2 separate regions of the Homo sapiens genome follow, and region 1 is linked to region 2. A link is a loop called in an ENCODE intact Hi-C map of the cell type or tissue named here. Cell type or tissue: heart left ventricle. All regions are shown on one strand. Each heading gives the region's core, and the rest is flanking DNA. Links, peaks and the distances in the headings are about the cores only. Region 1 has its middle 130 kb from the start of PIK3R1. Region 2 overlaps LOC105379013 (a long non-coding RNA gene).

The links. Hi-C counts contacts between places; a loop is a spot of excess contacts. Peaks named below come from ENCODE experiments on the same cell type or tissue, not always from the same donor. Only the 100,000 strongest peaks of a DNase experiment are listed, where the experiment ranks them.
Region 1: it touches region 2 in a loop (2.5-fold over the local background); 7 of 110 quality-filtered maps call a loop at or near these places.

The regions. Positions count from the first base shown.
Region 1 is chr5:68,341,113-68,344,033 of GRCh38, forward strand. No RefSeq gene overlaps it. Among named protein-coding and RNA genes, the nearest start is that of PIK3R1, 130 kb to the left of the region's middle. In heart left ventricle, for the core only: no CTCF peak of the experiment used is centred there; no DNase peak of the experiment used is centred there; H3K27ac peaks cover 1,003 bases.
Region 2 is chr5:68,458,912-68,461,832 of GRCh38, forward strand. The region is part of intron 3 of LOC105379013 (a long non-coding RNA gene); the gene reads right to left. Among named protein-coding and RNA genes, the nearest start is that of PIK3R1, 240 kb to the left of the region's middle. In heart left ventricle, for the core only: a CTCF peak has its summit at 1,457 (motif pointing left); no DNase peak of the experiment used is centred there.

The sequences.
Region 1 (2,921 bases), core at 267-2,766, 120 kb before region 2:
AGACCAAACTGAAATGGAGCTTCTCCTGCTGAAGTTTCGCACCACCAAGCCAAAACTAAGATCTTTATCTGACCTTCAAGAAATGAGAGAGATAATAGCCAAACCACCAAGCAGGGCAACTTTAATCTGCAAAAAGAAGTCCCCTCTGCTTTAACCTTTACAAGAAAAGTAATTTTGAAATAACGAATTTGTATTTTGTTTTGTTTCTGCTTTCCTCAGCCATTTCCTATCTACAAAACCAAACTCCTCTGCTCTGCTCATCAGAACATTCGTTCTATTTTATAGAGTGAGGTGTTGTCCAATTCTAGAATCACAAATAAAAGCCAATTTAAGATCTTTAACTTTGTTATCATTTTGTTTTTTGACAATTGTAATCAAACACTTACTATCTAAGGCTCTCCCTTAACATCGTGATGTCTTCTAGGAGCTGCAATTCCATGGACGAATAAAACACAATCCCATATCTGAAATGCTTATGGACAGGTGATCAGTTGGCAAGACAAGGTAGTCCCTATGAAAGCAATTTAGGAGAACACAGATTGCAACCAAGTTGTGATTGGCAAAAATGGCCCCAATGCAAGGTAGAATATGGTCTCTCTCCCGTGTGGTTCACCCCACGCACACTGACAACCCACTTCTTTAACATTTAAACAAGGGAAATGACGATGACCAGGCCAAGGTAAAGTCCTGGGAACCAGAGGTATGGATTTTTTTGGAAGCAGGGTGTTTTAAAGGTAATGGGCTTTGCACTAGAGAACTCTGTGTCCTTTGAAGGATGAGGGGCCATAGAAGGAAGAGGAAATGGATTGTGGACACCTCCCATAAGTCAGATACACAAACACACAGGACTCTTCCAGGAGAAGGGGTAAGGGCCAGGGAAGAGCCACTCTCCATTTTCTCCCCAGTGCCCTGGATACTGTGATGAAGAGAAAAAAAACAATGCCTCATCTTAATCCCAAATCCACTTCCAGATACTTATTTAACTTTGAAAAAAATATCCTTACCTCTTTGAGGTTCATTTTTCTCATCAACAAAATGCAGATTATATATATATTTTTTATCTTGCAGGTTAATTGTGAGTAACCAAATTGCATAATTTATATGAAAGTGCTCTGTAAACTCTAACATGCCATTCATGTTTGTTCTGAAGGAGTTTAGGAAATACCACCCCAAATATGCTGCTTTGGTGTGCTGATGACTTCAAATTGAGGGCATTTGGGGAACAGCTAGTGCAAGAAGGGGCTTTCTCTAAACTTCCCTTATCTGCTTAAAGACAGATCCTTTGGAAGAACTCAGTCGTCATGAATCCCCAACAAACCCCACTCAGCCTGCCCACTACTGCCCTTGAATCTCATCTACCACCCATTCCTCTTTCCCTCAAATCATTTACTCTTCCCTAAGTTACCTACATTCTGTCTCCCCTACAACGAGCCCATGTAGATTTCTAGATCTCATTGGGTTTTGCAAATATCCCCTTTTCTTTTCTGGGATGCCGCCATGTACATAATAAATTTGTCTGCCTGTTCTCCTGTTAATGTGATTGCTGTCAACGTATTTTATAGACGCAGTTATCAAATTCTCAGAGGGTAAAGGGAAAGTCTTTTCTCCTCTGCAGTTCTTATTATGAAAAAAATCTATTATTTAATAAACCAGAATGTATAACTCCTATTCCACATCTGATAATAAAGGTTTGAGGTGTCATTTTCATTATTGCTCACAGCTTCTAACACAATGTCATAACCCTAGTTGGATCCTCAGAATATGTTACCAGCCAATACTGATAATCCTCTCATATGCTATTCTTTTCAACACTCCAAAGAAACATTCTGCTCTGTTAATAGTTCTAGGCCAGGAGCTTGGTGTTTGAGAATACTTTCCAGAGAAGAAAATATTTCAGAAGACCTGACATCATTAAAAACCTTCTCCAATCGCCTACTCTTAGTCTCTTCAGTCAGAAGGAGCCCTACCTTGGAAGAGGTAGCTCTGAATTGGAATGGTCAGAGGAGAACAAAAATGTGTGGTCTGGGGGATGCACTGTCAGCCAAGAAACCTTTTAAGGCATCTGCTTCCAATGGAGAACCCAATCTGGGATTCTGATGCCAATCTGGGACCAGCCCTGTGATGCCTAGAGTGTGCAAATCTTGGCACTGTAGGCCCTCATCCACTTAGCTAAACAATGAAGTATCCCAGAGAAATGGGTTTTTACCTGGTTTCAGAGACTCATCGCCCCCGCCCCCCAACTCCCACCCACTGCCCACCACTTCTCCATTCATGGGGCTTGGGCCAGAAGGGGTAGGGATCTATGACAATCTGATCTGGTTCTCAACCCCCGCAGAAAAGTCCATCCGAGGTGGTGCAGCATAGTTCATTGTGCCACCTGACCCTGAATAATGAGCTCAAGCCAGCTCCTTTTCAGATCAGAATGTTCTCGAGAAAAGGCTTTCCCTTTGCCAGGGAGTGACTGGCTGCCTGACTAGAGCTAGAGATAACTCCTGGCAACTGTGAAGGCTGATGAGTCACCAGAGAGGTTTCCAACCTATTCTTATACCCTGAGAACAGCAGTGATCACTGATTTGCATCAGCACACCTCTATTTTGGGTAGGTCTTTCTTGGAGTCGGGGTTTCCTGTAGTGTGCCATGAGTTCTCGGTCTCTCTTGACATCCCCTCCTCTCAGATTTGGCAACCTGGGCCTGTTGAGTTGCCTTAGCAACACTAGTTACTGATGTCAGAAAGGGCAGGGACTCACAAACCAAGTTTTAAGTAATCACTTTCTTATTCAAGTTGCTCAGATTCTCATCAATGGGATAATAGAATTAAATGATGTTGACAACTAGGCATTATGCCTGGGGTGTAGTAAAGGCTCTATCAATGGTAGTTCCTTTTCCCTTCCCTATTATGGAGGTCAAACGTTTGAAAAAAA
Region 2 (2,921 bases), core at 317-2,816:
TTGTCTCTGCACCCTAGAAATATTGTGTAGGGAGAGGTGGCTAACTCTCCTAAATCCTTCCACCCATGTTTTTAACTGAGCATGCTCTTGGATCACCACTAAAATGCATGGGGGAATTTAGGCTGTAATTTAGTAATGCCACTGTTTATAAAAGTAGAGGAACAATGAGAACACCATGGCATTAGTTTGGAGTAGGTTAAAAATTACTTTTCTGAAGCTTATCTACTAGAATGTTTATCTAAGCTATTTTTCATGGGACGTTTTAAAGACAATACCTTCCTTCAATAGCCATGACCTTGAATTCATTACATGGTGGAATTCTACTGCTTACTCTCTCCTAATTCTGAAAGCCAGCCATATTCTTCAAGTGGGAGACTCATTTGTACAGTGCCAGGTGCTGATCTAGGCACTTCATATGAACTTTCTCCTTTAATCCTCAGTCTGTAAGGTAAATACCGTGATGAGAAATCTGATACTCAGAGTCAAGCAATACAGTGAGGAGACCCAGCTGACACACAAGTGGAGGCAGAATTTAAGCCTTGTCTAGTGGGCTCCAAAGTCGATGGTTCTACTGCAGCATGTTACCACCTACATGTCTATTTCTCAAAACAGCAACAAACAGAAAAACCCTAAGATAACACATCAAACATCCTAGTCATGGTTTTACAGAGTCTGGGTCCATATGCAGTATTTGAACAGATAAACTGGTTTCTAGTATGTTGGCAAGGAAGGGGCAATCTTGCAAGGTGGATAGATCTAATCTGATTGTAAGGTGACTGAAATAACCAGACACCAGCCTCAGGGAGCCTCATTGCCAGTCCAGTTGTTTGCCTAATTTTAACCAGTGAATGAAGTAGATCCAATCCATTGGTTGACACTTAACTGCTGTTGATGGGGCTGAGAGGAAGAAAAACAAGTCCGTCCCCTCTCTTATATACCATCCTGTCCCCCAGTGCAATCTGAGTGCCGTGTAAATTTGGCAAAGGGATGTTTAGACAGCAAAGGTTATCAACAAAATGGTTATGGGCCAAGGGAATTTCACTGAATAACCCTGTGGCTGGGAGTGACACTGGAATTAATTGTCTCCTAGTGTCCTGAAGAGTAGGCTTCCTAGGATGGTCTCCTTTTTTATGGTGGTGGTAATCTTTTTATTATTTTTCACGGTGGGTGATTCATTAAAAGAACAACTAAATGCAATTCAATTTCTAGGCCTTTGTAAGGTTTTTGGGTTTGGTTTTTGTTTTTTAACATGAACCAGAGTTCTTTTTTCCATCTCAGCTCTGTGAAAATGCCAACTGTGTGATTCTGAGCAAGTCGCCTAATCTCACTAGGGCTCAGTTTCTTCTCTGTAAGAGAGGGATCCACTATGTGACCCCTAAGGTCCTTTCTTGCTTTTAAGTCAAACTGATTCAGATGTTATTAACTGACTAGTGCCCTCTACAGGCAACTTCCTCCACCGTGTAAGAATCCAGGAAGAGGATATTTGCAAAATTCTCTTATTATATTTAATGTTGTGACTTAGTGTGCAACATAATATTTTGTTATGTAATGAACCATGCTGTGAAGCAAATAAAAATGTTAGACTTCATCTAGACCTAATTTTACAGATAAAGAATATAAGGACCACCATGGCTGGGAACTTTTCCAGTTCCTTTGGGATAAGGCTGGGGCTTGGTTACAAATCCCTGATATTCAGCTTAATAGTGTCCAGTGGTGACCTTTCTAGTCTTTTATGGTTTTCTTCAAAACTCTCTTTCCTTCACTTCTCAGATAACATTGGAACTCCGCATTTTCTAAATTTTCTATGTACTTACTATCCTTAACAGTTGATGAACTGTGGATTTTTCCACTAGAGTGGGAAATGGCTGTGTAGAAGTTGCCTGGTAATGATGTGAGCACCTCCTGTGAGGGTTACTTTCTTGCAACCTTTCCTGCTACTGATGTGAAGGTCCTTTACTGACATTGCTAGTGGAAAATGTATGCATGCTCAATATCTGATTGATTCACTTTTAGTTCAAGGACTGCAAAAATTTTTAATCCTTCATGCGGAGACCTACTCAGAAGTTGGGACACATTATTCATTTCTAAGGTGGAGGACGTAGAAAAAATGTCCTGGACAGCTTTCAGTGAAAATCTGGGTCTGCTTAAGCCTGCTTTAAAATTTTCTAAAATGAATTCATGTTTTAATTTTTATTATTACAAAAGCAGCATTTGTGCCTTGTCGAAAGTTATAAATTCAGATAAAGAAAAATAAGAAAACGATAGCACCATATTCCTACCACCCATAGATTACCACTGTTAACACCTGTGTGTATATCCTTAAAGCTTTTTCTATGCGTGTATAAATATACATATACATATTTTTACCAAAATGAGATCATGTTGTACATGCTGTTTGTAACCTGCTTTTTTTAGTTAATGATCTCCATCTTTCCTTGCCAATAAATTTTCATCTTATCTAAAACCCAGTCTGTATTCAAATTCCTCCTGCTCGTCCCCAAAAATGTCCTTTCCAGTTGGTTTGTCCAAACCGAACTCAAACCTAGGGCCCTGCATTGCATCTAGTATTATGTCCCTTAAAGCTCTTTAATCTAGCATGGTTTCTTCCCTCCTTTTATTATTTTTTTCATGAAACTCCTTGTTGAAAAAAACAGGGAAGCTTTCTTTTGTTTTTTTCTCTTTCAGATTTTGTTCTTTACATAAACCAGATTTTTTTTTTAAAATTGCCCAACTTTTTGCTGTATCTTCACCTGCAAGAGATACTGCCTTAATGGTATGACAGATGGTCAACTGCTGAAATGTAAAGATTTTCGTCTAAAATGAAATCTGTAAACCTGCTCAAAAGCCTGGAAAACATCTCTATTTTTCTTTAAGTTTCCCCTCTGCCTGTCCCTCCAGCCCAGAACAAAGGATAATCAGTC